Regions from separate parts of the Mus musculus genome. Here regions 1, 3, 4, 5, 6 and 7 are each linked to region 2. A link is a loop called in an ENCODE intact Hi-C map of the cell type or tissue named here. Cell type or tissue: left cerebral cortex. All regions are shown on one strand. Links, peaks and the distances in the headings refer to the core of each region. The heading gives the core; the rest is flanking DNA.

What was found. Peaks named below come from ENCODE experiments on the same cell type or tissue, not always from the same donor. Only the 100,000 strongest peaks of a DNase experiment are listed, where the experiment ranks them.
Region 1: it touches region 2 in a loop (3-fold over the local background); 3 of 42 quality-filtered maps call a loop at or near these places.
Region 3: a loop joins it to region 2, with 2.2 times the contacts of the local background. A loop is called at or near these places in 4 of 42 quality-filtered maps.
Region 4: it touches region 2 in a loop (6-fold over the local background); 15 of 42 quality-filtered maps call a loop at or near these places.
Region 5: it touches region 2 in a loop (2.6-fold over the local background); 3 of 42 quality-filtered maps call a loop at or near these places.
Region 6: a loop joins it to region 2, with 3 times the contacts of the local background. A loop is called at or near these places in 15 of 42 quality-filtered maps.
Region 7: a loop joins it to region 2, with 10 times the contacts of the local background. A loop is called at or near these places in 15 of 42 quality-filtered maps.

The regions. Positions count from the first base shown.
Region 1 is chr10:97,840,401-97,844,960 of GRCm38, reverse strand. All of the region lies in intron 2 of Gm10754 (predicted gene 10754), which reads left to right. Among named protein-coding and RNA genes, the nearest start is that of Gm25658, 98 kb to the right of the region's middle. In left cerebral cortex, for the core only: a CTCF peak has its summit at 2,197; a DNase peak (open chromatin) is centred at 2,179.
Region 2 is chr10:98,912,337-98,916,896 of GRCm38, reverse strand. It overlaps Atp2b1 (ATPase, Ca++ transporting, plasma membrane 1), which reads right to left and starts at 1,745. Exons shown (of 21, transcript NM_026482.2): 1 at 1,526-1,745. In left cerebral cortex, for the core only: CTCF peaks have their summits at 1,789 and 3,033; DNase peaks (open chromatin) are centred at 1,883, 2,454 and 2,862; H3K4me3 peaks cover 3,208 bases; H3K27ac peaks cover 3,843 bases.
Region 3 is chr10:98,617,119-98,621,678 of GRCm38, reverse strand. No RefSeq gene overlaps it. Among named protein-coding and RNA genes, the nearest start is that of Gm34297, 82 kb to the right of the region's middle. In left cerebral cortex, for the core only: no CTCF peak of the experiment used is centred there; a DNase peak (open chromatin) is centred at 2,307.
Region 4 is chr10:98,492,040-98,496,599 of GRCm38, reverse strand. No RefSeq gene overlaps it. Among named protein-coding and RNA genes, the nearest start is that of Gm34297, 43 kb to the left of the region's middle. In left cerebral cortex, for the core only: a CTCF peak has its summit at 2,038; DNase peaks (open chromatin) are centred at 2,028 and 4,097.
Region 5 is chr10:99,012,249-99,016,808 of GRCm38, reverse strand. Atp2b1 (ATPase, Ca++ transporting, plasma membrane 1) reads right to left here. Exons shown (of 21, transcript NM_026482.2): 16 at 2,159-2,350; 17 at 1,712-1,925; 18 at 1,114-1,325. Among named protein-coding and RNA genes, the nearest start is that of Poc1b, 93 kb to the left of the region's middle. In left cerebral cortex, for the core only: no CTCF peak of the experiment used is centred there; DNase peaks (open chromatin) are centred at 1,861 and 3,305; H3K27ac peaks cover 1,024 bases.
Region 6 is chr10:99,074,271-99,078,830 of GRCm38, reverse strand. No RefSeq gene overlaps it. Among named protein-coding and RNA genes, the nearest start is that of Poc1b, 31 kb to the left of the region's middle. In left cerebral cortex, for the core only: no CTCF peak of the experiment used is centred there; a DNase peak (open chromatin) is centred at 2,490; H3K27ac peaks cover 1,288 bases.
Region 7 is chr10:98,483,824-98,488,383 of GRCm38, reverse strand. No RefSeq gene overlaps it. Among named protein-coding and RNA genes, the nearest start is that of Gm34297, 51 kb to the left of the region's middle. In left cerebral cortex, for the core only: no CTCF peak of the experiment used is centred there; DNase peaks (open chromatin) are centred at 2,007 and 2,436; H3K4me3 peaks cover 392 bases; H3K27ac peaks cover 2,216 bases.

The sequences.
Region 1 (4,560 bases), core at 395-4,394, 1.1 Mb after region 2:
ATGGTGGCTAATACTTAGTATTGTGTGATGGTTTAAATAGCACAAATTAATAAATATCCCCTATTACTCCACAGCATCTGAAATGTCCTGCTGTAGAATAGTATACTAATTTTCTTGTTCATATGTTTTTTCTTTCTTCCATATTTACAATCATTGAATGAGTCTCTGTATTTATAGTTTGGTTAATATAAATTTAAGTGGAATTTACAGAGTAGGTACAAAGAAAGGATGCACTGTGTTCTCCATATTCATATTTACCAGTCATAACATATAGAAGTGTCTATCTATCTACCATCTATTATAAGTCTCTTACTGCTCTAGCTAGATGAAGAAAAGGGGGCAAAAAGAATTTTTATTGAAAAGAAGTTTAATTGGCCTTATTTACACACAATGTGATTCATAGGAGCAAGTCCTGCGCTAAAAATTCTAAAGGAAAAAATACAACTCCTATAGTTAATTAAAAGGAGAATTAATAACATTACAGGTAGTCAACACAAAAACACAAATCATCTCCTTATACCAATACTTCTTGTAGCGCTGCAGTAAAAACTCTCTGAGTGCAAGATGGTAGTAGAATAAGGGAACCCATGCCTGACACTATCAATGATACTCACTATACTTGTAGATAGGACCCTAGCATAACTGTCATCACCCAGCAACTGAACAAAATGATACAGAGACCCACACCTAGACATTAAATGGAACTTGGGAAATCCTGTGGTAGAGGAGGAAGAAGGACTGAAGGAGCTAGAGGGGTCAAGGACACTACAAGAAAACCTTCAGAATTAATTAATCTTGTCCCATAGGGGATCATAGAGACTGAACAGCCAGAGAGCATGCATGGGACTGACATAGGCCCTCTGCACATATGCAACAATTATACAGCTGGGTCTTTAGAAGTCTTAAAAGGAGAACAGGGACTGATTCTTGACTCAATTGCCTACCTTTGGATCCCATTCCCCTAACTGAGCTGCCTTGCTAACCTCAATAGATGTGTTTAGCCTTACTGAAACTTGATATGCCAAAGCTGGTTGATATCCATGGGAGGCTTCTCCTTCCCTGAGGAGGAGAGAGGAGGGGTGGATTAGGAGAGAAGGGGAGGTTATAGGGATGGAATGGGAGGAGAGGAGGGAGGGAAAGCTGACATCCAGATGTAAGTAAATAACTTAATCAATAAAAACAAAACAAAACAAAAGCTATTCATAGATGAAAGAACTGTTATAAGCCCTGAAGAAGCCAACAGCAGCTGGTTTAGCATAAGAGAAAAGAGAATCATTGGAAAAAACAGCAAAGGATCTGTCTAGGTTGGTTGTATCACCAATGCCAAGCTGCAGAGACAACTTTCAGGTTGAAGGAACAAGACTGAATAAAACATGGGCTTTAGAAGTGGAAGCCATGTCAGGACTAAAATGGAAAAAAACAGTACCTCCCAGAGCCCCATGATCCATATTTGCAGGATAAGGCCTGTAAAGGGAGCCTCTGAATTAGTATCAATAAGATGGCTCAGGAACTGTTTATACCTCTCCTTTTCTAACCAGAGCAGGGAGAAAGGCTTCATTCACTAGAAAATGGGGCAGGGAAGCAAACAAAGGACTTAGTACTGGAATTCAGGCAACTGCTTAGTACAGTAGAAATTAACATCTCACCAATCTCTGTAAAACTACTGCCCAGGCCAAATCTGAAGGACATAGGCTCTGGATCCAACTTCTTAGACTCATGAGCCCCCATTTGGACAGACTTGTATTTTGACCAGCACCACTTGAGTCGAATAGGGTCTCCAGATATAACTACAGACAATAGCATGATGGGTGTGGTTCATACTGGGGGTTATGGGTTCTGATGATCCACTGTGAACTTGTGTTGTAGTATGAGCAGTTAAGGGACTCCCTGGTTTATCTTTCCCACATTTCCAACAGCCACAAAGGAGAGATGCATCGGTGCTTAGGAAAAGAGAAAGCTGATAGATGCAAGCATTCACTAAGGATCTCAGAGCCAGACTCACAACCAGAAAGCCTAGTATCTAAAGAATCTTGCAGCCCTGACCACAGAATGGAGACAGTACATAAGGCTGGACCCATCCTAGCCTGAGGTAAAGTTTTGGGGAGACAAAACATCCTCTTAATGCACACTCTTTCTCAGTCTTGTACAGCACACCAACTGTAGGTTCATGACAAACTTGGGCTGGAAGCACCCTCTAGTGCTGAAATGGCTACATTAACAACAGGCTCAGAGAAAAGCATCCAAAAATAAAAAGACAGATTATCAATCGGTGAACAGATAGCTAGTCGTTCAGTACACATCTGCCTTATGTCAATGATCATTAAGAAATGTCAAGGAATTGTGATGCCTACTAAGGGAAAGCGCAAAGCACCAGACTTGATTATCATATAGTTTAGTTGTCAACATGAAATACCTAGGAAGAAGGAATGACAATTAAAAAAATTGTTTCCATTAGCTTGGCCTGTGGAAATGTCCATAGTTCACTTTCTTAATTTTTAATTGACATAGGAGGTCCCAGCCCATTGTGGATAATCCTGTCCAGAGGACATGGTCCTGGGTTTTATAAAGATGGTGGCATAGTAAGTCAAATGGAGCAATCCAGAAAGCAGTATTCTTTCAAGGTCTCTGTTCATTTCAGATGGGTAGAGTCTCTTAGAGAACAGTTATGCTAGGTTCCTGTCTGCAAGTGTACCAGTGTCATTAAAGGTGTCAGGGACTAGTACTTGCCCATGGGATGTATTTAAGTAGGGCCAATTATTGGTTGGATATTTTTTCAGTCTCTACTCCATCTTTGCTCCTGCATTGCTATTAGACAGGACACATGTTGGGTTGAAAGTTTTGTGGGTGGATTGGTGTCCTTATCCCTCCACTGGGAGTCATGCATGTCTACAGGAGGTGGCCTCTTCAGATCTCAGTTTCATTTCATGATTTTCTGCCTCAGCCACAATGAATGGTTTACACTATGCAAGCTAAAATAAGCCTTTTCCTGCCCACATTACTATTGGTCATGGTGTTAATCACAGTAACAAAGATGTAAAGTGGGATATTGACCATGAAATAATCCAGGATGATGAACACACAGAATCTTTAACTGAAAGATTCAAGATGAAATATATACTATGCATAATTTGAAACATGATGGGATGTTTAATTGATATTGACATAATTGATCCAACAGAAAAGCCAGTAAGCTTGAAGGCATGGCTATTTAGTACCACAAAGGCTGACTGCAAAAACAAAAAACAAAAACAAAAACAATCAATTAAATAAGACAACTTAAAAATTATTAAAAGTGAAAATATTTGGATACATTGAAGTCAAGATGGACTTGACAATGTCAACAGGAGAGAGAGAGCTTAGTCAAGATAATAGAGAATAAATTGTCAAATATTGAAAAAGTAGAAGGTCACTACTCAGATTCTTTCCAATCAAGGCTACTAGAGCCATATGACCAGACACTTAGAAATACAAACAAAAGAAGGGATATTCATGGGATTTCAAATTATCTAGAGAAAAGAGATGATTAACATGAGTTGATTACAGATCACTTGAGAACCGAATTCTAAGTAGAGAGGTCAGAAGAGAGAATGGAAGATGAGATATTCTCCATATTGAAAGAAGTGAGATCAGCAACAAACAACGGGGCTCCAGCAAAGACAGTCCTTAAAATGTAAAAAGATAATGTCACTCTTAAATACATGAGAGATACGACTAACTCCAAAGCTATGAACTATTAACATTAATATTCAGTATGCATCAATTAATATTATTTATTAAGTATATATCATAACTAATATATTATTTATTACTTAAATTAATGATATGTTTATTGCATCAGCTGCATATTATATATCATATATTATATATATTATATATTTTTATGTTTATGTGTATCTGTTACAGGGTTTTACTTCGCAGTTATCATGAGACTAAAGAAAGTTTTCTACTGATTATAACAAGCGATCTTGAAGTGATAGCAACATAACACACGATTAGAGAAAACTCACCTCATTGTTTATTTGAGGTTTATTTTCAAACATGGTTTCTTGTAACACAGGCTAACTGCAAGCACATCATATAGCCAAATATCTCTCAGAAGTCCTGATCCTACTACCCTTATTTCCTGAATTCTTGGGTAACAGGCATGTGTCATCTTGCCTGTTCATTGGAAATTACTGTCATTGATATATCTCCCAAATCCATACTACAAAGACTCAATATAAAAACAACTATTAAGAACCCAGATGCCCCTCCACAGAGGAATGGATACAGAAAATGTGGTACATCTACACAATGGAGTACTACTCAGCTATTAAAAAGAATGAATTTATGAAATTCCTAGGCAAATGGATGGACCTGGAGGGCATCATCCTGAGTGAGGTAACACATTCACAAAGGAACTCACACAATATGTACTCACTGATAAGTGGATATTAGCCCCAATCCTAGGATACCCAAGATATAAGATACAATTTGCTAAACACATGAAACTCAAGAAGAATGAAGACTGAATTTTGGACACTATGCCCCTCCTTAGAATTGGGAACAAAACACCCATGG
Region 2 (4,560 bases), core at 252-4,251:
AAAAAAATTTCTATTTACTTCAAATTTGAACTGACCAGGAAGGGGAAAAAAAGGGATGGGTGCTAAATGAAACATACAAGTACAAAAAGCAGATTCTCCCCCTTCCAATCCCTCTTTTAATTCCCCCAATCCGGCTCTGCCACACACAAGGACAGGGAGTCTCCCTAGGGAAAGCTGGTGGCAGGGCAAGTGAAGGCTCTCCATTCACTCAAATGGGCCACTATCCAAAGGGATGCCCTATGCGCGCTTTGTACAAACCAGGTCCTTACAAGTACTTATTATTATAAAATACACCTACGCTGAGGATCAAGAACCTTATTTTAAAGTAAGACTGTCCTCAGGTGGGGGAGGTGAAGCACAACAAAGCCTTCCATGTTGAAAGGCAGACAGTCCAGACATGCATATACCTCCACTCGTATGAAAAAAAAAATCCATATAACTAATTTATCAGGAACAGCAATCGATACCGACAGGAGTCATTAGATTATTAATAAACCCAGAAAAGTAGCATGCATAGCAGCCAAAGGTGGCTGTCTGCAGCGCTCTAACCCCTAGGAAGGGTAAAAAAAACAGCCTACCGAGGAGGTTCGCGTCCTTACCAAGGTCCTGCAGACCCTTTTACCCACGCAGACCAGCCCCAGCTTCCCCTTGCGGGTCCGATCACCGCAACAGCAAAAGCATTCCCAATGCTAGAGTCCCGCAGTAAACTGGTGACTGAAATGTGCAGAGACCAACCTGGGCAAAGACCGAGGCGCAGACCCAGGGGTCGCTAACTAGCTAAGACACAAAATTCTCCTGCAAGATGAAATAGAGAAGAAGCCCCCGCCACCTCCGCCCCCCCCACCCCCGCAATAGGAATGCCACCCTCCTTTCTTACTGACCCTTTCCGAGGACAGAGCAGATTTTCCCCCTTTTAAACTAAGTACATAAACATGAATCGGAAGCACCCGTGAACATCCTGGGGGGCCAGACTCAAGACCTGAAGAGAGCGTCCAGGCGGCTCTTCAACTCCCCGGGAGTCACCGTCCTGTCTGACAGGCATCTATCACACCATCCTCTCCGGGGGGCCGACGACAAACCTTCACCTTGCACGGGCAGTACCTCCCGGGGGCCCAAGCCAGGGATTAAATGGGTGACCCTCCCGGGTCGCAGGAAGAGGGAGTGCCGGGGCACCGCTGCCCTCAAGGTCACCACATGCCGGGGTAGGGGCGACCGGTGTTCAGATGGGCTGTGGCGGCAGCAGGGGCAGCCCCGCGAAGTCCGAGAGCCCTCGGGTGTAGACGAGAAGCCACCGGGACGGCGACTCCGAGCTGGACCCGGCGCCGAGGCGCGCGGAGAGGAAGCCTCCTCACCTTTACGGTCTCCTAGCAGGAGCGAACCCCGGCGGCGCCGCCAACTTCGCGGGGACCCGCCGCGCTCCACCCCGCGCCCAGCTGTCAGGACCCCCGCCGCGCCCTGCGCGCCCCACCCGGCCTCCCCCGCAGGTGGCCGCCCCCGCCGCGGGCAGCCACCGGCCGCCACTCACCTCGCCCGCAGCGGGAACCATTTTTTCCGAGGGGAAGAATCAAGGAAAGCTAGGCGGGTGGGTCCGGGGGATGGCGGCGAGGGGTCGCGGGACGTGCCCGCAGCCGGCTCGCTGGGTTCGGGGCGCCACGCGGAGGTGCGGCTGCACCTCGGGAAGGAGGCGGCGGCGGCGGAGCCCAGAGACTCGGCGTCCACCAGCCGGGGCTCCCTACTCACGCTGCACCGCGAGGAGGCGGCGGCGGAGGAGGAGGAGGCGGCGCCCGGCCGGCCCCCGCCCAGAGCCCGGCGGCCGCCGAGTGGCCGCTCGCGTCCCCGCAGGACCCGCCTCCTCCGCTCCGCAAAGCCGCGCTCAGGGCGCGCCGCGCTCGGCACAGCAGCTCAACCGGCCCCGCGCCGGCGTCCGCAGCAGCAGCAACAGCAGCAGCAACGGGCGGGGTGCAACCCGGGGCGGGGTCCGGGGACACCGGTCCGCAGACGCGGAGCTCAAGGGGCAACGGCCAGCTCCGGGGCAGGGGCCCGGTGTGCACCGGGTGACCCGCGAGACCGCCCGAGCAGGCAAGGGGGGAGGAGGGCGCTCACCCGTTCCGGTCCGACGCTCCCTTCTTCTCCACACCTCCACGCCTCCCGCTCCACGCTGGCAGCGCAGCTGCTCCCGCTGCCTCTGCCACCGCTGCGGATGCTCGCGCGGCCGCCGCTGCCGCCTTGGCTGGGCGCGGTCACGTGACGCGGCCCGCGGGGAGCCTGAGGGCGGGCGGGCGGGCGCGCGCGCGCGCACGAGCGGAGGTAGCGCCGCTCGGACCGGGACTGGCGCTTCCCGGAGAGGGCGTTTAAGGGGAGGATCCGGCGAGCGCGGCCCCGCCTGGCGAGCGCGCGCCCGGGGTGGGGTGAGGCGGCGGGGATCAGAACTTGCAGCGCGCGGTGTGGAAAGGGTGGCCTGTAGTGCGGGGCGGGCGACTCGCGCCTCCGCGCGCCCCTCCCTCTCTTCCTTCCCTGCGCGCCGGGCTCCCGGCTGCCCCCGCCCCCTCCTGCGCTGTCGCCCCCTCCCTTCCCCTCCTGCGGCGGCTTCCGATTGGCCGTCGGGGCTCTGACGTCTGTGTTTCCATGACGTGTCGGGGCCGGGGAGGGCCGCGGGAGGGGGCGGCGGGGGAGGAGGGGGCGGTGACTCCGTCCGTCACCGCCGGTGCCTGGGCGCGCGGCCCGGCGGCTCCTGCAACGTGAGGAAGCCGGAGAGCGACGAGTGCCGCCGCAGTGGGACGCCCTTCACTTGGGGTCCCGCTCGAGTCGCCCCCGGGTGGAGGCGATGCCGGGTCACGGGACGGGAGAGCGGCTCGGCGCCCACTCCCTAGCGGACCTGTCTCCTGTCCCGGACGGTGACGCACTCGCCCGACAGCCAAAGTGCCTTCCCTTTTGGGAAGAGAGCCCACTCGCCCTGTAGGCGCGCTGGCCCGGCCACCGACACCGGGGATCCCCGCTGCAGCGCCCAAACCGTGTCCTCTAGCCGGTGCAAGCAGGCCTCGCAAGGTCCGCTTGAAGTCCTCGTGTTTCTCTTTTGGGTTTGCTGCTGCGGCTGCTGCTTTTTTTTTTTTTTTTTTTTTTTTTTTTCCTACCTGTGGCGAGCTAGTGGGTCTTTAATTCATAATACTTAAATCCTGCCCTCATCTTTCCCGAGGAGAAAGGAACAAGAAAAAAAAAAAAAATCATGCAGAGTACCGTGCAGTATTTAGACGGTAAAAGGTAGCCGACTCTGGTCCAACCAGTTCAAAAGAAAACCGCTCATGATTACTTCTACTTTAAAAAAGGATATTCTTGACTGTATCCACACATTTAAAGATGTGTATCCTGTCCCATCTTTCTGTAATCTCTGCTTGAACTAAAGGTTCCCCCTTCCCCCGAACAATTTAGACCTTATCCGTGTTATTTTCAGCATCACTTAGCTTGAGAAAAAAACATCAAAAAAAGTGATCTGTAAGTGTTTTGTTTTGCTTTTTTCAACCCTGAATTGGAAGAATTGGTAGTTTCATAGTCTTCTCCAAAGCACACCGGTAAGACAAGTACTGCATTATGTATGTTCCCTGTCGGGTAGCATTTGTTTTAAAATAATATAAAGGCTTGAAAAGAAAATACTTGAGTTTAAAAGCAAATTTTCCATGATAAAACTGCTGAAAATAATTTTTCCATTTATATCTTCCACCAGGGTAGACATTACCAACCTCTGAGCTGTGCCCTTGACATGTAAAACTGGCACTGGGTATTTCTCTCTCTCTGTTTATCACAGAGAATTGGTTGATGTGATACAATAAATAGCCCTTCCTGCTACTATTTCAAATCTACAATTAGAAAAACAAATTAATTAAATTTCATTTAGGTAATTTCCAGTATTTTCTCACCCCGAAGTATCTTTTAGAATAACGCAGACACATTTATGAACTCTTGGCTACTTCCCCGCTTTTCTCCAAGGAAGTCCCCATAGAAAATTGAATTATGCATTCTATTTTAATCAAGAATTTGACATTAAAGTATTAAGTGAATCATTGCATGCTGCACCAGCAAAACCCATAATAGACTAAACTAGAATCTGTTCACTTTGTGGGTTTGCTGTAATTCTAACTCATAAGATGCATGTTGTAGAGTATATGCTCACGAAAAATCACCGAAACTCCTTACTATAGAGCATGATTGCAGTGAAATTTTTATTGGTATCCAAAGATGTACCCACAAGTGAAAACATGCATGTCCCAGAACATAGTTGTGTGCACTTCATGTGAGTTGCATATATGATAAACTCGCTCTCAGATAGCCAGGGTAATTGTACTGTATATTTGATTTGTGTGTTTTTATGCTTCAGATACAAAATTAAAGCTGAAACCAGTATAGAAGCAGCTGAGCTTTAGGAAGTTCAATTCCCCCCTCCTGCAGGGCTTCATCCTAAAACCTCCCCAAATGACATACTTTTCGGTGTAAAACTGCTGAGTTGCTTAATTAGGGTTTCTTATTTTCCTCTGGTGCAAGAGATGAGACTGAAGCCTCATGGTGTCC
Region 3 (4,560 bases), core at 187-4,186, 300 kb after region 2:
CCAGGGTCCTTGGACTGGTTCATGTATACTCCTGGTTGGTGGCTCAGTCTCTGAAAGTTCCCTGGGATCTGGGTAAGTTGAGACTGCTGGCCTTCCTATGAAGTTGTTCTCCCCTTCAGTTTCTTCGATCCTTCCCCTAATTTAACCATAGGGGTCCGGGACTTCAGTTCAATGGTTGGGTTTAAGTATCTGCTTCTGTCTCAGTCAGCTGCTGGTAAGAACTCTCAGAGTACAGCCATGCCTGGCTCTGGTGTCATAGCATCAGTAATAGTGTCAGACCTTAGTGCCCTCTCATAAGATGGATCCCAAGTTGGGGCAGTCACTGAACCACCTTTCCTTCAGTCTATTCTCCATTTTTGTCCTTGCAGTTCCTTTAGAAGTCAAAGTATCACTATTTGCAGATGATATGATAGTATATATAAGTGATCCCTCAAATTCCACCGAAGAACTCCTATAGCTGATAAACAACTTCAGCAAAGTGGCAGGATATAAAATTAACTCAAACTGTAGCCTTCCTTTGCACAAATGATAAATAGGCTGAAAAAGAAATTAGAGAAATAACACCCTTCACAATAGCCACAAATAGTAAAAAATATCTTGGTATAACTCTTTCCAAGCAAGTGAAAGATTTGTATGACAAGAACTTCAAATCCCTGAAAAAAGAAATTGAAGAAGACCTCAGAAGATGGAAAGATCGCCCATGATCATGGACTGGTAGGATTAACAGAGTAAAAATGGCTATCTCGCCAAAAGCAATCTACAAATTCAATGCAACACCATCAAAATTCCAACAAATTCTTCATAGACATGAAAAAAAGCAATATTCAACTTCATATGGAAAAACAAAAACAACAAACAAACAAAAAACAGGATAGCCAAAATAAGTCTCAACAATAAAAGACCTTTTGGGGGAAATTAGCATCCCTGACCTCAAGCTGTACTACAGAGCAATAGTGATAAAAACCACGTGGTATTGCTATAGAATCAGACAGGTACATCAGTGGAATAGAATAGAAGACCCAGAAGTAAACACACACACCCATGGATAATTGGTTTTTGACAAAGAAGCCAAAAGCTTACAGTGGAAATAGAAAGCATCTTCAATAAATGGTGCTGGTCTAACTGGCGATCTGTATGTAGGAGAACGAAAATATATCCGTAGTTATGACCCTGCACAAAACTCAAGTCCAAGTTGAATAAGGACCTCAACATAAATCCAGACACACTGAATCTAACAGAAGAGAAAGTGAGAAGGAGACGCAAACTCATTGGCACAGGAGGAAATTTCCTGAACGGAGCTCCAGTGTCTTAGGCTTTTAGATCAACAATCGATCAATGAAACCTCATGAAACTGAGAGGCTTCTGTAAGGCAAAAGACACCATCAACAGGACAAATTAGCAACCTACAGTTTGGGGAAAAAACTTCACTCACCCTACAGCCAACAGAGGGCTAATATCCAATCAAAAATAAATAAATAACTCAAGAAGTTAACCTCCAAAAAACCAAACAACCCAATCAAAAAAAAAAATGGGGTATAGAACTAAACAGAGAATTCTCTACAGAAGAATCTCTAATGGCCGAGAAGCACTTAAAGAAATATTCAAAGTCCTTAGTGATCAGGGAAATGAAAATCATAATAACCCTGAGATTCTACCTTACATCAATCAGAACGGCTAAGATAAAAAACTCAGGTGACAGCACATGTCGGCAAGGATGTGGAGAAAGGAACACATTGCTGGTGGGACTGCAAACTGGTACAACCATTCTGGAACTCAATCTGGCGGTCCCTCAGAAAAAAGGAAATAGTGAGGAGTATTTTTTTTTAAATAATCTCTAGTGGGCTAGTACATCTACCTACCATTTATTCAGGAAGTTGTTACCATTCAACATCTTCACTTCAATGTCTTTTAAAACATATTTTTGTTTCCTTCCTTCCCTGGGACAAAAAACGTAGGGAAAGGGGATAGTGCTGAAATCAAATTAGTGTTTTGATATTCACCCAATATTCCTTATGTTGCTGAAGAGACTGAGGTCACCTTAGGATTCCTAGCCTCATTAATACAAAAATACTTAAAAAAAATTGACTCAGAAGCAAGGTTGGGAACGATTTTTTTTTTTTTTTTTTTTTGAGTTTGTAGAAAACTAACAGACCAGGCAAGCTGGAAATGTCCACAGTTGTGGAGCCGAGTGGGTGGAGAAAAGGAAGGAACTCCCGCTCTTTGAGTTTGGGTCCAAGAGAGCTAGTGTGCTCAGCATGGAGGCCTGGAAACAGCTGCATGGTGGAAAGGGAAGGGAAACTCAGAGAGAGAGAGGGTGGGAAAGCTCAGCGTGCCAGGGAAAGATGCTTGGGCAACTGGCCAGTGTGTGAAAGGGAAGCATAAGAAGAAGTGGAAGAAACAGTTACACTTTCTTTGTGCGCTAGAGCTCTCTTATAGGACGCCAGAGAAGCCAATGTTCTAACCTTTGGAGAGCAGATCGGAATGTCGCGTCTCCACTCAAGGCCAGAGATTTCGCATTCTTTTGACCAGGAGGATGTAGCTTTCCATCGCTGGGCCTCAAGAAAGTCTTGGAATTGGCGTCTTTTCCCATTTTAAATCTACGGAGAATCAACGGTTGCTCCCTGTACCCTGGATTATTTGCTGCCAGACCCTACCTGACCTTGGGGGTTGGAGGTGAGCTGGCACAAAGTCAACAACACAGACTCCGGGAGGAGATGAGAAACGCTATAGCTGCTGCTAGCTCCTTTAGTACCCTCCACCTGTGCCCCATAAGTCCCAAGAAAGCATCTCTTTTAAACAGCAGTTCTCGATTATCTGGCATTGTCTGCGCCAGCAATCCTTGGTCTCTCAGGCAGTCCTCAATTAGGTCCTCCTACAAGAGACGCCTTTGCAGCTGCTCAACCCCTCCCGACCCCGCAGCGTTTAAGTAGAGGTAGCCTCCACTGTTCCTCTTAAAAACTGTGCTCTTTTCCTTCCTAGTATTACCACCGAAATGGGATGTGCTGTCAAAAGCCAGTCATGAGGGAAAGGTATTCAAGGCTATTAGTCTCTCTCTAGAACTATAAGAGAAGAAAGAGTATTTAGAGAGAAGCTTATTTGATGAAGGGTGATAGCTATATGTATCTGGGGTATAATGATAAGATTTAGACAATAGTTATGGAAACTTGCTAAGGGGCAGTACTAGATTCTCTTCTAAGATTGTGACCTCACTAGCCCAGGGTGGTTGGTTAGGTTTCCAATATTCTAGTACAGGTGTGATTTCCCACCTGTTGAATGGTCCTTAAGTCTACTTAGACAGCCACAATCATGTGAGTGTCACCATTGTACCTTTACAAATATCTGTATATCTGTAATGAACATGCCGGTCATTATTTCTGTTCATAGGTTTCATAGCTGGGTAAGATTATTAATTACTTCCCTCAACAACTTGCACAGTGCTTTTTTTTTTTTAACTCTGTGAGCCAGACTGTAGGGTTGAGACTTTCCGGTTTGATCCCCCATGAATCATCTGAGTCTTGTGTGCTGTCTCTAGCAGTAGGGGCTCAATGGAGACTATTACAGTAATCTACAACTGGACACAGTGCAAAGAGCAATGGATTGTGGGGATCCCAGCCCCACTGGATACATAAGCAGCACAAGCCTTGCATCTTTGGTTTGGGGAACATGGTAGAAGAACAGTCAGAAAGATGGTCAGATCTAGAATGCCAGGAATTCTGATGGCCAGCTGCTTAATGAAATGGCTGCACACATAAGACCTAAACAAGGATAATATCGATAGACACACTACAGTGGGAGTTAGGAATTTCATGGCATCTCATTCTTAGACAAAGAATTCCAGGCAACCAATGACTGCTGAGAGGGGGAATTAACCTCTCCCGGGGATGAGCCCCTGACTAAGGTTATCCAATGCAAAGTGGTCAACCCCCAACCATATACAGAAGCAACAAAAATGGACTCAGCCGGTTACAGTTACATACTCACACTCATACACACATACACATATATGCATGGAACAATGATCAAAGAGAGGCTATCGATTTGAGAATCATAGGAAGGACAGGAAAGGCGTTGAAGGAGGGAAAGGAAATGGGAAGCTGGAGGGAAGAAAGGGAAGGGGGAAGTGATGCAATTTTATTTTAATGAAAAATATTCAAAAACTAAATGAAGTATTCTCTGTTCTTCAAATACACCAGACATTCTTTTCCTGATGAAAATAGTGAGTACTTGGTCCAAAGCATATTTTATACATGGGACTGTATGGTAGGCTATTTGACTGTTGTTTGAAATGGGAGAGTCTCTTGAAAGTAAAAAGCTCTACAGTTAGTGCTTAAAGATGAGACTCTTGGAACGCTGGTCCATTGAGTCCACTGTGCACAGGACAGAAGAGTAACAAGGCCCACAGAATCAATTTGGTAATGTCTAGGCAATTATAAAAGGCTATCCCATGAGTGTAATAATCCAGGAGTACTCATTTTTATACACAGTTGTCTAGTAAAAGCATATCAAAAGAAGAAATGAACTGGTTGTTCTTACAGGAGACCCTATCTAGCTAGCAATTCC
Region 4 (4,560 bases), core at 392-4,391, 420 kb after region 2:
GGAAATAACTTTTGCAAAAGATGACCTTTAATCCTAGGTTTTATTACTGTCAAGATCTGCGACTTCATTGTGTGACCTGATTGTGTCCTCCCATGTGACTGACAGTCTATCCCATGTCAAGATGATTTGCACATTCACACAATTGACCCCAAGGAATGAATAACAGATGACTCAGTCCAAACCCATGCCTACTCCTGGAAAATGTGGCTCACGAATGCATTCTTTATTCAGAGATATTTTGTAGCGTTTTATAGGAAGGAGGTCGGCATATTACTTGAGAAAAGATTCATGTCACATTTTGTTTAAAGATTTGTTTCACTATTTCAGAGTCACACTTCAGTAGGCCGGAGTATAATAGCTTTTTCTTGGCCCTTGAAATGATTCCTTCCCTTGTGCTTCTTGGAGAATTGAAATGAGTTGTTCACAGACACCTGTGAGCATTAAGGAAAAATGACCCAGTTCTTGAATAGTGCCAATATTTCCTTCTTAGTCATTCTTATCAGGGTAAGTGGAAGCCATTTCTCTGCAAGAAACTCTACTGAACATTCTTTCTGTCAGGTCACACACTCAAGCCTGATCAGCCTCTGGTTTCACTGAGGCATCTTTATACGGAAGTGTCTCCTTCTTTCTCTCCCACCGGCACTACTACTGTGATAGTTGATCTGTTTTTATTCCATAGAAGTCCGTGTTCCTTTTCACCCCTTACTAGGATCTGTGTGGTTCATCTGGACCCTTACTTTAAGATTTACCATAGGAAGACTGGAGAGGCAGCTCAGCAGTTAAGCACACTTATTGCTCTTGCAGAAGGCCTGGGTTTGGGTCTCAGCTCACGACAACTAGTAACTCCAGCTCTAGGGGATCTGGTGTCCTTTTCTGGCCTCACTGGCACCAAGCACACATGTGGTGCACATATGCACATGGAGGCACTGATGCATGGGCATAAAATAAAAATATTAAATCCTTAAAAAACCCTTTACACTGAAGATACCCAGTCTAGTGCTGAAAAATAGATATAAGTACGACGGTAACAATGACTAATAAAAACTGAGACCACGAATTTGAAAGAAAGCAAGGGAGAGTATGTGGGAGGGTTTGGAGGAAGAAAAGGAGGGAAGAAATCATGTAATTATATCATAATCTAGAGGTAAATATGCAATCTTGGGGCTGAAGGATATGGGTCATTCTGTAAAATGTCTTTTGTGCAAGCCCGAGGCCTGACTTTGGGTGGATGATACTCAAGTAAAAGAAGGTACACAGCTCCTATGTACATAACACAAGTACACACACACACACAATCACACACACACACACACTATACACACACACACTATATACACACACACACACACACATACTAAGAATAAATAGGTAGCTTAAGGTCATTTGAACACAGAGTAGCTAACCTAAGACTGGTTGCTACATATGCCAGATATGGTTGTAATTTTTTACACATATTAACCCACTTAAACTACAATATTTTCCAGAAAAATGTGTTACGAATACCTCCATTTACAAGTGGAGAAACCAAGGAAGAACAGGGTTTCATAATATGTTAAAAGTTTCCTAGGTAGTATATTGTAAACCAGGTCAGGTCCATATATATATGTATATAATATATTATATGTATATTTGTAAAATTTGCAAGACTTGAAAGGCATGTTTTCAAGAAACACTGATTAATACAGTCTACTCCATAGACAATATGTTGTGCTAGTCTTTGGAATTTCATTAATCTGAAAATTTCTATATAAAGACCATTAAAATTTGTAGTTTCTTTTCATGGAAAGAAAAAAAAAAGAGACAAATCTACAAAACCATTTTCTCTCTAATTGAGCTCAAATCAGCAGCCATACATCCTAAAAGTGTTAAGTTATGTTATTTTTGAGAAATGATGTGACATGCCCTAGATTTCAAATGCAGATGCTGCAGACAACCGAGTAAATTTCTGAATCAAAATCGCTATATAGGACATTAACAGGCAGGAACTGGGGTGGAGAGGCAGTACCCAGCTCTGTGGTTGGGATCCTGTCTGGAATACTGCCACCTAGCGATGCTAGTCCGTCATCTGCCCCCTCTTCGGAAGAATGCTCCTCACTGTGGCTTCTTCCCCCCTTCGCAGATATCCTAGTAACGGATTGTTCCTGCAGGGTTTTAAGGCCACCCACCCATGCTTTATAAACATAATTTACAAAGGAGGACAGACCGGTAGGATTGTGAAAGAGAGGGAGATGAACAGCAGAGGATTTATCAAGAACTCGTAAGCGCCCAACAGTCATGTAGATTGAAGAGAGGAGAAAAGCATGGAAATTAAGAATAACGGAAATAGGGTGAATAAAAAAATATTCGAAGAGAAGACGAGATGAGGAGGGATTTCTTCTTGTTGTTGTCTTGTTGTAAAATGAGAAATAGAAGTTAAAAAGTGGAATTATGAAGTTAGTAAACAAACAAACAAACAAACAAAAAAACCATAGGGACAAATACCAGTACGTATAAAGAATGACAGAAGAAAGCAGCCGAATAAACTTAGCTATTAATGAGAAGACTTGAAGGTCTCTTTTTAAAAAACAATAAAAGCAAAGTGTCACATTGGTTTCTCTTAAGTATAGTTGAACATTTCCAGTATCCTAGAGGAAGAAGTCATTTCTCTTGCTGTCTCCCCTGTGTAATGCTAATGGCCTTGTTGGATCTTGCCACTTGCTTCATTAAAATACTGGACACCTTTTGTGCTCTTGAGTTGCTGTAGAATCCACACACAGAACCCAGGGAGCATAGGGCAGCCCATCCCGAGAATTTATTTAGGGAGTTCTGGTTTTCTAGCATTCTTTGTAATGCTACTAAGCAGCTAGCCATATTTTGGGAATATACATTGAGGAAGATTATCAACTTTTAGTTATTTTTGTAATTCAAATCAGGGTCACTAATATATAAAAATGACAGCAATAGTGGTTGTGATAATATATTTCTCTGTTCATGTTTTAGAAAACACGTAACTCCACATTATCTTCTGTTCTCTGAACAGCCACATTGTTCAGTCATGGCTAGGGGAACCAGTCTCTTTTCTAGCCACGACATTTGAGCTTCGAGTATAGAGGACCTCTCCAAAGTTCTTACTTACTAAATGCCTTTTTATAGGATCACAAAACTGGGAAATAATGTTTTATTTTCCCGTAAAATTCAATAATGCTTGAAAATGACATGCATGACGCTGGGAAAGAGGCATTGTTACCTCCTACATGGCTGGGAATGTCTCTGGAGGAGGCCTGCTTGCTGCCCTCTAAGTTATTTCATGCATTAGAAGTTTTCTCTTTGGACCGTAGGAGCTGAGAAGGAACACATTCTTCTATGGTAAGATTCGGTTTATTACCCTTTCCAGTGTTATATCTGTGTGTACTTATAATTAAAGTACATCGGTCATATAACTATTTGAATGTCTTGTCTGACAAAATAAAAACCTGGCAGGGATAGAGGATAGGCCAGATATTGAAAGAAGCTTCATTGATAAGTTCTTTGAAATGGCACATTGAAAAGAGTCCATTCTTTCAACTATTGAATCAAAACGTGATTTGTTATCAACGTGGTGTCAAGTCGTATATGCTAAGTGTTGAGGACAGAAGCTGGACACCACCCTGTTCTTATAAAAGGTCTAGCTTCGACGTGAATGCAGGAATATCCATCCACTTAGCTTTTATGCCACAAAGGCTACTTACAACCACCCACGGATGACTCCAGGTCAGAATTACCTTTGTTCTAGTTCAGATGAAAGTAGCCCTATGGCAGATCCTCCAGTAGGGGACATCTCCCTAACCTCTACAATTGAAAACTAGGACACTTACCTTTGGTTTTCAAAGGAGTACTGTTTGACTTCTATCAACTTGCTTTTAGTGTGAACCAGAAAAAAAATGACCTAGTTGACTGGTTTAACCAAAAATAGATTGAAACAGTCATGTAAATTTATAGGAAAAATTTTGGTCAGTTCAACTTGCTTTTCCCAGACTCTGTCTCTCAGAGCAGCAACCGTCAGTCACATGTCCCAACTTTGTAGATGAGAAAACTGCTGTATAGAAGGGAAAACAGAAGCGATGAAAAGATAAATTAGAATTTTTCGGTAATCCAGGCAAGAAGGTTAATGACTCATTTCAGTTGGCGGCTGTGAACATTGAGAGAGAAGATAGAAGCTAGCAATAACCAATGTAAAATTTGCAGTGATTGGGAATGATTGTTAGAAAATTAGTGAGGGAGGGAGGAAGGAAGGAGAGAGAGAGAGAGAGAGAGAGAGAGAGAGAGAGAGAGAGAGAGAGAGAGAGAGAGAGAATGTGAGTAGTCTAAAATTGTTTCATCTCCAAGAACATTGTCCATACAAAGAAGAATCATTTGAGGAGGCAGTAGGAATGTCAGCCCTCATAACCCAACAAGATTAAACTGATTTTCAAAAGTGAGCATGATGTTCTATTGGAATCTAAACTGAGATTGGGATAGTAGAGCCAAGGACCCTATAAGGACTAGATGGATTTTTGGGAGAAAAAGAGCAAGCCAGTTCACCAATATAAGGAAAGCAGGGGG
Region 5 (4,560 bases), core at 224-4,223, 100 kb before region 2:
ATGACCAAAGGAATACCTGTATGTTCTCGCTATGTATGTCATGCAGCTACATTCCTGGCTATGCTTTGAATCCTTCATGCCTTTCATGAACGGCTTTGTGGGAAGCACACGTTATGGAGACGTGGATAGAGAGAATGCCTCCTTGCTTTCTCTCCTACGTGGAACTCACTCCTACTTTACATTTAAATGTTAAGCCAACTATGAACGCTCTGCAATGAAAGAAACGCAACCTGGCAACACTGTGAAATGTGGGCTAGCTCTGCCAAGTCTGTCCAACAGTGAGCCTGAAGTCCAACGACATACGTACATAAAATTCACGCTGGGACTCCTTGACTTTTAGTGTCCTATAATAGCATACCTGGCAATAATAGGTATTAAGCAACCAAATATTCACCTTTGTCTGAGTCTGACCATTCTTTCTGATACAAGTAGCTATGAAATAATTGAAATGAAAAAACAAAGTAATTTGGTATGAAAGTGGTTATCATTTTTTCTTTAAAAAGAATTATAAGTCTAACTCTTTGCATTTACTTGTTCATTTCATTTCATTTCATTTCTTTTCGTCTTTTAATGTCGAGAATATTTGTGTGCTTTTCCAGGGTGAGCTGCCACCGACTGGCCAGGAGTCTAGCATTCAGTTTCCTCATAGGTGATGTGACCATCAGGTCTGGATTTTCAAAAAAGCATGAAACTAAAAACCATCCTTTTGTACATCAAGAAACAGGGAATGAGAAAATGCTCAGTGTCTCTAGATTGTTTTTTTTTAAAGTAAAAAACTTTTGTGTTTTGGTAGAATTAAGGTGTAACAGAAAGGCATTAAGATACTGGGGGAAAACCAATAATCATGTGATTGGCTGATTTGGTCTCATTAACAATAATTCTTTATAGTTAAAAGAAAGCTAATTGCTTAGGCAGAGGTGGAACTAACTTCTGAGAAAGCTAGAGACAAGCTGCAATGGCTTTCAGAATATACTTTAGGCAACGTGAAGTTAGGGAGTCGTCAGAAGTCACCATACAGAAGCATCTCTCCCCACTGGAGCACCATGTGAACAACGGACCAGTTTACTATGTCTCACAGAATAACCCACCTAAACTCCCTTCCCATCTACTGACCTGCACCACAAAGGTGCCCAGGACAATGGTGCAGAAGATGGCGTTATTGAAGATTCCTTCAAACACATTTCTTTCCCCGTGAATTTTCCGGGCGTTTATTTCATTGAAGAGCTGCATCAGCACAAAGGTATTGAACACGATGGTGTAATGTTCTGACGGGGGAGCGTGCAGAGGCGCATTCCTCCCGCTGTCGATATCAAAAAACTTTTCTCCTGAAACGAGATGCCACCATTTTGTAATTATCACTGAAATCACCCGACATGCAACTTAACAGAGTGCATAATCGCAAAGCCTGGCCAATCTGTGATGTGCAATGACCACACAGAAAGAGCTGGAAGGGAACCTGGGGTTATTTGGTGCAGCCCTGACACGATGGAGACATGTCAGGACCACAGATCTAAGTGCACTGAATCCCAGATAAAAGCTAAGCCTCTTCACTTCCCCTACCGTTCCCCCAAGTAAGTGAAACTTGAAGACACACCGTGGAGTCAGGAACAGACCTTATGTTTCTGAAATTCTGTCACACTACAGCACATTGAACAGCATCAATGTGCAACAGACTCAGTTTAACTGGAACGTGATTACAGTGAACTCTTACCAGCAAATAAGAGTGTAAAGACCACTACGAGCTGATAGAATGCATGGCCCAAGATGTTCTTCATCATCGTGCGTGAGATGAGAGGCTTATTTCTACCATAAGGCTTCCGAAGCAGGAGTGACTCGGTGGGTGGTTCCGTAGCCAGAGCCAGGGAAGCCAGCGTGTCCATGATGAGGTTTACCCAGAGCATCTGCACCGCCTTAAGTGGCGAGTCCTAGAAAAGACAGGCTTCCTAATAGACATTCACAACGGCTCAGGGGGAGGGCAGCAACTTTCGGAAAGCCTTTAGTAGGAAAGACTTCTACAAAGACTTAAGGAACAGAACAGATTACGGTTCATGTTAATTAGCCTATAATATAAAGCTTCATCTTACTTCAATACTTAAGGACTTTAAAAAGGTAGAGCATATAATTTTTTGCTTTAAAATAAATATTAACAGTCACCTACTTGAGTAATACAAGCGCCCGTGAAAGCAACAATCACTGCTACTACATTAACAGTAAGCTGGAACTGAAGGAATTTTGAGATGCTGTCATAGACATTTCGTCCCCACATAACTGCTTTGACAATGCTTGTAAAGTTGTCATCTGTGAGAATAATATCAGACGCTTCTTTAGCCACATCAGTTCCAGCAATGCCCTGTTAAAAAAGCCTGTGAATTAGACTATGGGCTTAAAATATCACTTTACATATGCAAATGTGCACCATTACACTTAACAAAAAGAATTACATTTATGCTAAAAGAAGGTAATACTGTCAATGCTAAGATGCGCCTGGGAAGGACTCTCAGGCTTAGCTGACTTCCTATGTAAGGAATGAAGCATGCAGTGCAAATCAAGGGATGTCTCCTCCAAGGCCATGCAGAAAGTATGCTTAAAAACACCAATGGTTTTAGAAAGGCTGGCCGTGGTGAAGGTGGCAGGGGACATGTTGGAAGGACTGGGAGGTAGGAGGGATGAGAAGGAGGAGGTGGAGATGATCACTACACATGTACAAGTGTGTGTACTCTCAAGTTTAAAACAGTATTGAAAAATGAGAAGAGATTAGAAGCGAGAAAGGTGAGGGACGGGAGAGCTTGCACGGAAACCGTAAGGATGAAGCAGATGATGACTGATACTAACTCAGGAGACCAGAGCAATCTAAAGCTTAAGCAGTCAGGAGGGAAGCGGAGACGGCCTTTCCCCCATTACAGAATTCCTAGCTGGCTCTCAGGCCCTGAAGTTTCAGGGAACACTTAGAGACAGGGGAGAGGCGCTCTTGAAGACCTGAGGAAGCACTGGGGAGCCTCAGGCTAGTGAGACTGTCAACAGCAGGATGGTAGGTTTAGAGACTGTGGGTTAATCAAAACAAGTTAACTGTAACTATAAACATCATAGATAATGTTCACATACGGATGCTAACACAGTACATATGATTTGGTATAGTTGAAACCAGGCAGAAGCAGCAAGCTCCAGGAGTCTCTGGCAGTGTGCACTTTCTGTCCTACACAGAATGGTGTGCACTTGAGTTCGGCTGTGCATTTATGACTTAGATGCTTCTCTGTTAGGTGTCCTCCAGGTTTAATAAAATGAAAACACGAGGCAACCAGATCCTCAGAGCTCCTTCTCAAATGCATCCAGTCAGGTAACCTGTCACTCCTACTCCAGGTCCCAGAAGGTCGGGAGGTGGGGAGGGAGGTCTGTAAGATGAATTTGGTAAGAGCACTGACTGGTCTCTGAGTCATTGCAAAGAGAGTCTGGGAATGAGGGTTAGCCAAGTATGTTACAAATTAGGAAAAAAGTTAATTATATAAGAAAAACATAAGTTGCAGGAAATTAAAAAAAAAAAAAAAAAGAAGTTCTCCAGAAAAGTAAAAATACTTGTAGGAGACCATGTGGCTCAGGGTGGAATGGAGCTGACAGTCATAATATAGACACAGTATAGAAATGCTGGTCTAACCAAAATGACGACACAACCCCACTGGCAGACCAGGAACACACGCATGAGCGTGCAAAGGCCCCTGATATCTGTGTAAGAGCCGAGGCCTCTTCCTTAGGAAAAGCTAGTCGTCAATGCTCCCTATGCTGACAAAGCAGTGGGGTCTTTACAGTTTATATAGATGGGGGAAAAACCCAACAGCTAACATGGTCAAATCTTCTTTTGGGAATCAAAAAATAAATGGCGCATGGTAGGCACATCTGATGAGCCCCGTTAGAACTGCTGCGTGCAGTGTACGGATCGGCACTGAAAGGCTGAGATAGCACTTTAACTCAAAATCAGCAATTACAAGCCATGGTCTTCTCTCTCAGCCTCTACGGAATCACCTCAGTTTTATGACATAGGTTACGAATGCAAACCTTCATAGCTCTGTTCAAATCCTTATAAATTTAAGAAATAGTTATAAAAGGTAGGTTAGCTGGAATGGGAACCTGGAGTTCCTTAGTGTGACTGACTACCTGCGCACGTGTCTCTGATCTGATCTGTGTTGTCTCAGAAGTCAAGTTTTAGCAGAAAATGGTTTCAAGTCCCAGCCACCCAGACTGACTCCTTCGCTTTACTTTTGAAATAAGTTTAAGTTTAATTTTTTGAATCTAATTTAATATTAAATCATGCAAAACCCTAAAAACAAAACCCACTACCAACACAGCTTCTGTACTGTATTTTTGGGGGGGGGGGTCTGGATTGGTGAGTTTTGCTAACATTTACTTAAAACCTTCAGTATCTGTCTTATGCCCAAGTTTTTCGGAAAAGAACAACTTGTTCCATGGTACTAGTTTTGGCATCCTGGCTAAGTGTCAGGGTCACAGAAGGAGCAAGAATCTGCTACATGCGGAGGAGCGACAGTTACTGATTGCAGTGTTCCCAAAGAG
Region 6 (4,560 bases), core at 254-4,253, 160 kb before region 2:
TACAGCAACAAGGCCACACCTCCTAACCGTGCCACTCCCTGGTGACCAATCATTCAAATCTATGAGGCCTTTGGGAGCCATTCCTGTTCAAACAACCACATGAGATTGGCAGAGAGAGGAACAGTACTTGATTTCTGATTCTAGCTCTAAACAGGTGAAGCTGTCATTGACTCAGGTGAGGGAGCCTAGAAACTGAGGATTGGATACATTGGGCTTGAGATGTCTGTCCTCTTTGTGAAGAAAACAAAGCGTCAATTAGGTTGGAAGTAATGAGCCTAGAGTTCAGAATCAGTACGTGGATGCAAGTGCAAACTTCTCATCAAGAGTTACAGAGACTATTTTTATTTGACTTAGAAGAAGCTTGATAAAGTAGAACAAAGAAGAGAGTATGAAGACAGGGGGAGAATCAAAGACTAAGATCTAGAGTACTTTAAGAACAGCACCCAACTGAGCATGGTGGCACCTGCTTTTAATTCCAGCCCCCTGGGGGCAGGTGAATCTCTGAGTTTACGACCAGCCTGGTCTACAGAGTTAGTGCCAGTTCAGCCAGGGCTACACAGAAGTCTTGAAAAAACATAACAAAACAAAACCAACCAACCACCACCAACAACAAGAAGAGCACCCAGTACTTCACAACGAAAGGTCAGCCAGTCCTGTGCTAGGGTATTCCAGACTGGCCACAAGAGCAGTTGGTTTAGCAGCATTCTCTGCTGTAATAATTTTCTCCTAGGAACATAAGTCCAAGGACATTTTTTCCAGGTTCCATGCCAGGGCACAATTATGAGTAATTGTACAGTACCTGTCCCTTCCTAATTATTGCAAATTGTTGAGTGAATTGTTTTCAAGGTTCTGGGGGCTGGCCAAATCTCTTATCGTTTGAGTTCTTATTAGAGGTTCCCAGGGCCTGAAATATACTTACTTTTCTCTCCTTTCTGGATGCTCAAGGACTACTGGGAGCTAGATGCTGCAAGGTAGCGTCTATTTGTGTTGGCACTGGAGCCCACAATCTACACACACAGAACATGCCCCTTCTCTCTCACCAACACCATCGGGATCAACTCGTTTTGTTATTTAGCAGTTACCTCTCTGCCTTCTAGGATCCTTCACTGTGGGTCTATTTTGAGTAGCCCACTGCCTCTTTTAGGGGACATGGTGTAATGTAGGCTGGTCTCAAAGTCACAATCCTCTTCTCTTGCCTTCCCAAGGGCTGGAATTAAATGGACGAGCCACCGTGCCGGATTCAATGTATTTTAGTAATGCCTCTACTTACAGCCCACCATGTCATCCTAAACGACGTCCCTCTCCTCCTTATCTATTTACTGTCTTCTGTATGTTCCTCACTGCTTCCTGTCACTGCATTATGTCTTTCTGTCTGGTTGGTTACTCTTTGACTCCTCTTTGAAATGAATTGAGGCAGGGAGTTCTCTTGTTCTTTCTCTATCCCTGGTACATAGATCCAGAAAAAAAAAATGCCTTCATCAGAACACACAGCTTAATACATGCTGGCTATGAATGAGTTAACTTTCTCAGGTCTGGGAAAGACACCACTTAATTTAGTAATTGAAATGGATGAGCTTGGAGCTCAGTGTGAAGAAAAACAAAGACCAGTTGACCTGCAACCCACAACATGCCTGTACTCTGGTGGGCAGTTAGACTGACTGGGGCTCATCTCCCAAAGTTCAAACTTCTGTGCTGTGCCAGGTTCCGGACCGGAGTGACTTTGTACATGGGGTAAGCATCACCTTCTTGCTAGGTGATTCTACTGTGCTTTCAGGAAGGGTAGGTTCCAGGCAAACAACCACAACAACAAAACAAACAAAAAGGATTTCAAAGTAAGTATAATTTCTCATGTAGGATTAATATTGTCTCCTCTTAAAAACCATACCCAGCGATCCTCTCCTCACTGCGTAACCCTGAAGGAGTGGGAAAACAGTGTTTCTCACCTTGCTGGAAATAGGTCAGGTTTCCTTTAAAAAGACGTGGAAAGGAAAGGGCTTGCGAAACCGAGATTCTCAAAAGAGTCTCTATGTGAGGCCTTGTATTATTGTTATTTTAATCAAACTTTGACTTTGAAAATGTCCCCAAACACATCCCTCTCTCCAGCCCTCCCCACTCCCACTGCCAAATTAATACATTTAGACGGAAGCCAGCCAGCTAACACAGTAGCACATTGTGTGGAGGTCGGGCTCTCTTGGTGACCTAAGCCCGTGAGCGCAGAGAAGCAAGAACCCACACGAGGGGTTTGTGAAGCCCAAAGGCAAGGATGTCAAGGATGGCTGAAGACAAATAAGCAACCAAACCCCACAAAAACAAGCAAGCAAGAAGCCTGCAGAGTGGCCTATCTTGGTCCTCTTAGTACTTGAAAGGATTCTATTTCTGTCTCAAGCGTAGGCTTCGGCAAACTCAAGTCTTGCTCTTTGTGGTAGGCTGTGCGCAGAGTAAATGGAAAAGGGAAATTCCTCCAAGCCCGTCTTGGAGATGGGACAAAGTCCCTCAGCGAGTGAACTGTGCTTCTCCCGTTCCCGAGTCTGTGTTAGCTTGCCCAGTCAAACTCTCTTTAGTCTTTGCCTGATTCCACAACTTATTTGAATTTTTGACTTTCGCTTCCGATTTCCTCTGCCACAGATGGTACTGGGTAAAACAGAAGCCTGTAACAGTAATGCTCAAAAGACTTTCTCTTTTTCTTTGGCTCCAAAATGTTCCGTGTGACTACATGATAGTCCCACCTCATCCACCCACGAGTATGTATATTTCTTCTTCTCTTCCGAGAATTAATAAGTCTAAAGTCCCATTTAGGGAGGAAATCTAGGCTAAGAAACTGCATCCCCCCTCCTCCTTTTTCATTTTTTTAAAATTTTTTTTCCCTCTTGATGGGATTTCTTTTTCATGGTAGGGGTTCTAACTCTAGTATAGTGGATACACATCGTTTCTCCCACTGAGAAGAGACCTAGAACCAGGCAGAAATGTGTGGAACACTTGAGGACTCCGGAAAGTTAGTACCAAGTGGGGTGTGGTGGCACATTCCTATAATCCCCTAACTCTGAAGGCTGAATCAGGAACATGGCCAGTTTGAGTCTAATCTGGGTTACATAGTGAGTTCTGGGCCAGTCTGGGACAGATAGCAAGATTCTGCCCAAATAAATAAATAAGTAAGTAAATAAATGTTTAAAAAGGAAGGGAAAAAAGGAATAAGTAAATAATAACAGGAAGGTTGAAAAGAAAACCAAAATGACCACTTAACACCTCCTCTCTTTGGCATTTCTTGGAATGAACTGAAGGTTTCATGAAGCCAGAAGCGGACTCTTAGGCATAAGCAGGGATCAGGCGCTCTGGCTCAAAACGATGGGAAAGCCAACTCCAGGTACCAGAGTGGCCAGCGGAAACCATTGCGTTTATCTTTCCTTCCCTTTAATCTACTTTGGTTTCCCAAGAAGCTCTACCTCTGCGGCTGCTCTAGGAGCCTAAGCTCCGAAAGAGGCCATCCTCTGCAGGTTACAGTTAGCTGTGGCACCAAGGGGCTACTTCTTTTCTTGCTCTGTGTTCTCTCAGCACTTGGCATGAGGTGCGGAGAGAATTGCAGGAAACAGGAAATGCAAAATAACACACGCCTAGCAAACCACAGCTTCTCAACCAAGTGTACCAAGAGAGGACCACTGGGAAGGCAGGCATCGCCAATCAAATCAGAAACTGGGAGCTTGGATCGCGGTGGCTCCTGAAAACTACTCATGAACTTGTGATCTCGCCCTTGAAGTGATGTTAAATCACGTGGACATTGATTGCTGAGCAACAGGACTATATGACCTGGATGCTAGACAGCCAAGATCGTTGCCTGCACATTGGCTAAAGATAGAACTGAATAGGACTCGGTAGGTTTTGAAACTTAGGTTGACCTTGGAATCATATTCATGGTTGGTTGGAACGTGTAAATTCAACGCCAACTGCCTGTTAAAACAAAGCTATCAATATTCTTCATAGGGCTTACATAAGGTCTAAAATTTCATAACATAAAATCGAAAACATCAAGTCAGACTGGCAAAATGGCTCAGTGGGAAAAGATGCTTACAGTGAAAGCCTGGGGCCCGAGTTTGATTCCAGGATCCAATGGTGGAAGGAAAGAACTGACTTCTGAAAATTGTCCCGTGATCTTCACACATGGATGCTCACATTCACACATAATGCACACCACATACACACATTAATGATGATGATGGTGGTGGTGATGATGATAATGATGATGATGATAAATAATAATAAACAACTTTTTAAAAGATTGAAAATATCCAGAATATAATCCTAAAGAATGCAGCATGTGAAGACTAGGGTGATGGCGAGCCACAGAGGAAAGCCAACTTGGATTATAACACAGCGGCACTCCTGGCTCCTTCAAGTGGAGTCAGGATAGGCTGTGGGTCTTTCTGTGTGCAAGGCAAGTGCTTTACTGACTAAGCTATCTCCCAGCCCAACAGAATCATTTCAAACAGGGAAAAAAAAACCTGACTAAACAAGAGATCTATAATTAATAAAAATATCATTTGGGAATTAAGAAAAATAAAGGCGAGA
Region 7 (4,560 bases), core at 240-4,239, 430 kb after region 2:
GAGTCCCTCCAATGCACCTAAGAATATTCAATAATTAAAAGACCCCTTTTGGTCCTCGGGTGAGTTGCATGGGAATGAGGTCTTGATGTAATTAAATAGGGTCTTCCTCCTCCTCCTCCTCCTCCTCCTCCTCCTCCTCCTCTTCTTCTTCTCCTTCTCCTTCTCCTTCTCCTTCTCCTTCTCCTCCTCCTCCTCCTCCTCCTCCTCCTCCTCCTCCTCCTCCTCCTCCTCCTCCTCCTCCTCCTCCTCCTTCTTCTTCTTCTTCTTCTTCTTCTTCTTCTTCTTCTTCTTCTTCTTCTTCTTCTTCTTCTATTAGATAATTTATTTACATTTCAAATGTTATCCCCTTTCCTGGTTTCCCCTCCGAAAATCCCCTCCCTATTCCCCTCCCCCTGCTCACCAACCCACCCAATATAGTGAGCTGTAACCCCGAAAAAAGGACAGTAGGAAACAACAAGGGTGCCGCAGGTAGGGAAAAGCTCTGCTGGTCCTGTGCTTAGATGAGCAAGAGTTGCTGAGTGAATCAGACAATGATGGAAATTTCCAGGGAAGGACTAACCTTGTAGATGCTTGTTGGCGTCTCTCACAGCTTTGATATTTTTCTTTGTTTCTATCTCATTTGGCGCTGGAGAGGGGCTTGAACCAATGTATGGTAGGAGTGTGGGGATGAATACATAAAGACAAGAGAGAAGGAGATCATTTTGTGAACCCCTTTAACCAATGGAAATGAATTTAAAGCGAATGCTATGGAGGAGGACCCATGCACTAGATGACGAAAACCGCCTTTGTCTGATTTATGCTGATTTTTTTGGTAAGGTCTTAGAGATGGTTTAAAAATGGCTCAGCAGAATTGCAAGGCCTCCTTTAGTTGTCCCACCCAGAGTAGGGCTGGAGAACTTGAGCTTTATAAAGATATCCGCTTACTAGGGGGTAGGTCTTAGGCAAGTTTAACTACTTTTAAGCCTCGATCCCCTCATCTGAAAAACAGGGTATAATAATAGTATTTCTTTCCTGGGGTGAGATTCAAATCTATTAAATATGGACAACCAGGCTGGCGCAAACAAGCACCATGATGTTGCCTATTTTACCTGCGATTTACATATAATCCTCTGCCAAAGTGAGTTGTATGTGGTACCATGTGTTTGTGCAGGGTTGACTAGCTTAACATTCTCCCTCATCTAAGTGATGACTTAGAATCCATTTCCATTATCAGAGCAAGAAAGTATGTCCAGTGAGACCCTATTCTGGACACACAATGGATAAGACACAATATGCAGTAAATTCATTATTAAAATATGTCTTAAATATCAGAAGAGTATTTAGGAAATCTATGGAGGCAGCTGCCTGGCTTGTCCAGAGGCCATTTCTGCATCGCATGCCAAGTGTACAATGACAGACGTCATGACAGGAGTTTGACACAGGAGTTTGACTCAGGATTTGACTCAGCTGGTTTATATACCCCCTTTGCCTTCACAGATCTTTCTCCCTCAACATTTAACTGTTATTTTTTAAGAGGAAAATCTGAGCCAGTAACCAGGACACCGGAGGAGAGTCAAGGTTGGGCAAACGCGCTCTGTTATTAGCCACCAGCAAAAATGGTATTTTTAAACAAAAGCAATTTTTTAAGTTTCGATTAAGGGACTCAAAAGGATTTTCTAAAATGAATCCTGCTCTGAAGCAGTTCTTCTTCTCCTGCGACTTCACGTCGTTTGGACAAGCCGGTGCTTCGAAATGGTTCTTTTCCTGCTGACGTCACCGCATGGCTGCTTCTTCCTAGCAAGACTTAACTGAGGGTGCCCAGCCCAGGAGCTGCTTACCCTGAAGTGGCAGTGATTTTTTTTTTTCAAAAACAATAAAGCTATCTACACTCAGTCTCTCTTGATTATACTGCAGGAACAACCTGTGTAGGGAAACAATATCCTGGATCCTGCTGAAGGCTCACACAGATGGAACATCAGTGGGAGGAGCTGCCAGCGACTTCCCTGCCAACTTGTTAGTGCTGGAGACATTATCCTCTTGTTTTGCCAGTTTAATAGAGGATCAGTCGTAAAAATTCTCTGTGGGCTCAGCAACATAATTATTATCTATGGTCTCTGCATTAACTGTGAGGAAACATCGTGGTCTGAGTCTGCCTCATTTTAAATGCCGAGCTGTGCCCACATTTATCCCACAACCAACCTGAAAAATGCAACATCCCCTGAGCACAGCTATGCCTGTCATCATGGCGGATGCTAAGTATGTGCTTGCCTATGTCCTGCCGTTTAACAGTCAGTGCGCTCCTGCGGTGCTTGCCTCCTTTCCCCTGACCTTTTCCGACATCAGTGCCCTTGCGATTGAAAATTATTAAGCAGGGAAAAAAAAAATCTGTGTCACATTTAGTTCTGGTACTCAGTCCAGAAGAGCCAAGCCCCTGCAAATTTGGAAAACAAACTCCTTAACAGATGGGCCGCATAAAGTTTACAACATGTGCGGTGTGGGAGGTAGTATGACTCTAGGCGAGAAACAGAAGACTAGAAATTTGGGAGCGCAGAGTTTTTGAATTTGCTCTTGTTTCCTTTGGTTCTAGCAGATCACATAAGCTTATGCCCTTCAGTTCTCTCACATTACCTGATACCTTAACCTTATAAGCAAGTGAGTAATAAGAAATCAGGAAACGTTGTTTTTCTTAATAGGAAGCAGGAGCACATTGCTTCTTGTTATTGCCAGGACTGTGCACAACTGGTATCAATCTGCTAATAAAAACGGGGCTGCAGGATTTAGAAAAATCCCGTGTTGCAATTTTAAATTTGAAAAAACAGTTCTCTTTCACAGAGAACAGGTGTCTTTGGTCTATAAACGGCAAATATTAAGGCACCACAGAAAAGAAGTTGACCTGTCTTGAAAGAAAAGAATCATTGAAAAATTGTTGGTTGATGACTTCCAAATAGGCATGGCAGCATGTCTTGCAAGTGATCTCTGGAAGCTAAAGGTGTTAGAAATCATTTGAACTAAAGTGGTGTGATATGAACTTGATTATTGTGTGACAGGCAAGGGTGCTGAAACATGGATGGTCTTTGGTATTATTCCGGGTTATTTATTTAAGGACACAAATGTCTCAGCCACACCACAGGCCTACTGATTGGAAACAATGACAAGCAAACCTAGGGACTCTGTGCTTTGCAAAGTCCTTAAGCTGATACCAATGGCTAATCACAGTTGGTCTCTGTCATAATTTCTAAAACTATGTGAAGCAACAACAACAATTTGGTCATATAGATTATGACTGAAATTCCAAAGCCAAAGACAGAAATACAGGTGTTATCTTTTAAGAAGACATGAGAGGATGGGAGACAGAAAGTGTAAGGTCGGGAAGAGGGGTCCATGGTTCAGTCACAAGAAGGCCGGACAGGAAGCAATTGAGAGGAAAAGGCCTTCTGAAGGTGAGCAGGAGAGAAATTCAGAAGTGAAGGTTTGCAGATAGCGGCAAGGACAGTGTGGGTGCTTCCCTGCTGAACTGGTCTCAAAATTTGCTTTTAGTTTGACACTGCCTCCATTCAGTCAGAGAACATGTGATAGTTTGAATGAGATTATCCTCCATTGGGACATTTATTTGAAAGCTTGGTTCCTAATGGGGAGAACTGCTTGGAAAGGATTGGAAGGTGTGGCGTTGTTGAAGGAGGTGTGTCACTGGGGTGTTCTTTGAGGTTACAAAGCCCATGGTATTCCTAGGTAGTTCTCTGGCTCTTTCTCTGATTCATGTTTATGGATCAGATGAAAGTTCTCCTCTGCTGCTTCATTGCCAGGCCTGAGCTGTCTGGTGCCACGTTCCCCACCCCATCATGGACTCACCCTCTGAAACTGTAAGCACCAATAAATTCTGTCTTCTATAAGTTGGCTTGGTCACAGTGACTAACTAAGACAGTGTATTTTGAAAATTGAGCTGTATCCATGATGCTGGCCTCTCTGCAGCACCCAGGGAAGCACTTGAAGGATGCAGGATCAAACACATCCAGCACTGTCTCTGTAAATTGGTTTCTGCATACCTCTTATGAAACACGTTCTCCGACTGGACTGATTGCTAACTTTTTAAAAGTATAGTAACCTTATGTTGCTCTTGGAAGCACCAACTTCATACCCATGCAGTCTTCATACACGTTTCTCACTCCCATAAAATTCTGCCCTCCAACTATCTGCATTCAATTTGTGTTTTTAACTTAGGCCAGCAGTTCTCCACCTGTGGGTTGTGACCCCTAAGGGAAGTCAAATAACCCTACAGAGGTCACATATGAGATATCCTGCATATCAGATATTTACATTACAATTTATAACAGTAGCAAAATTACAGTGATCAATTAGCAATGAAGATATTTTTATAGTTGGGGAACATCACAGCATGGGGAACTGTATGAAAGGGTCACAGGATCAGGAGGCTGAGAACCACTGACGGACTTTCTGGCCATTCCTTAGGATTTCTCTGATTTTCTTTCAAGATCTTGCTTTGTAGTTCATACGGGCCTGGGATTAATTATGTAGGCTTCAATTTACATTGCATTGGCTCAGCTTTCTTAAGTATTACCATTA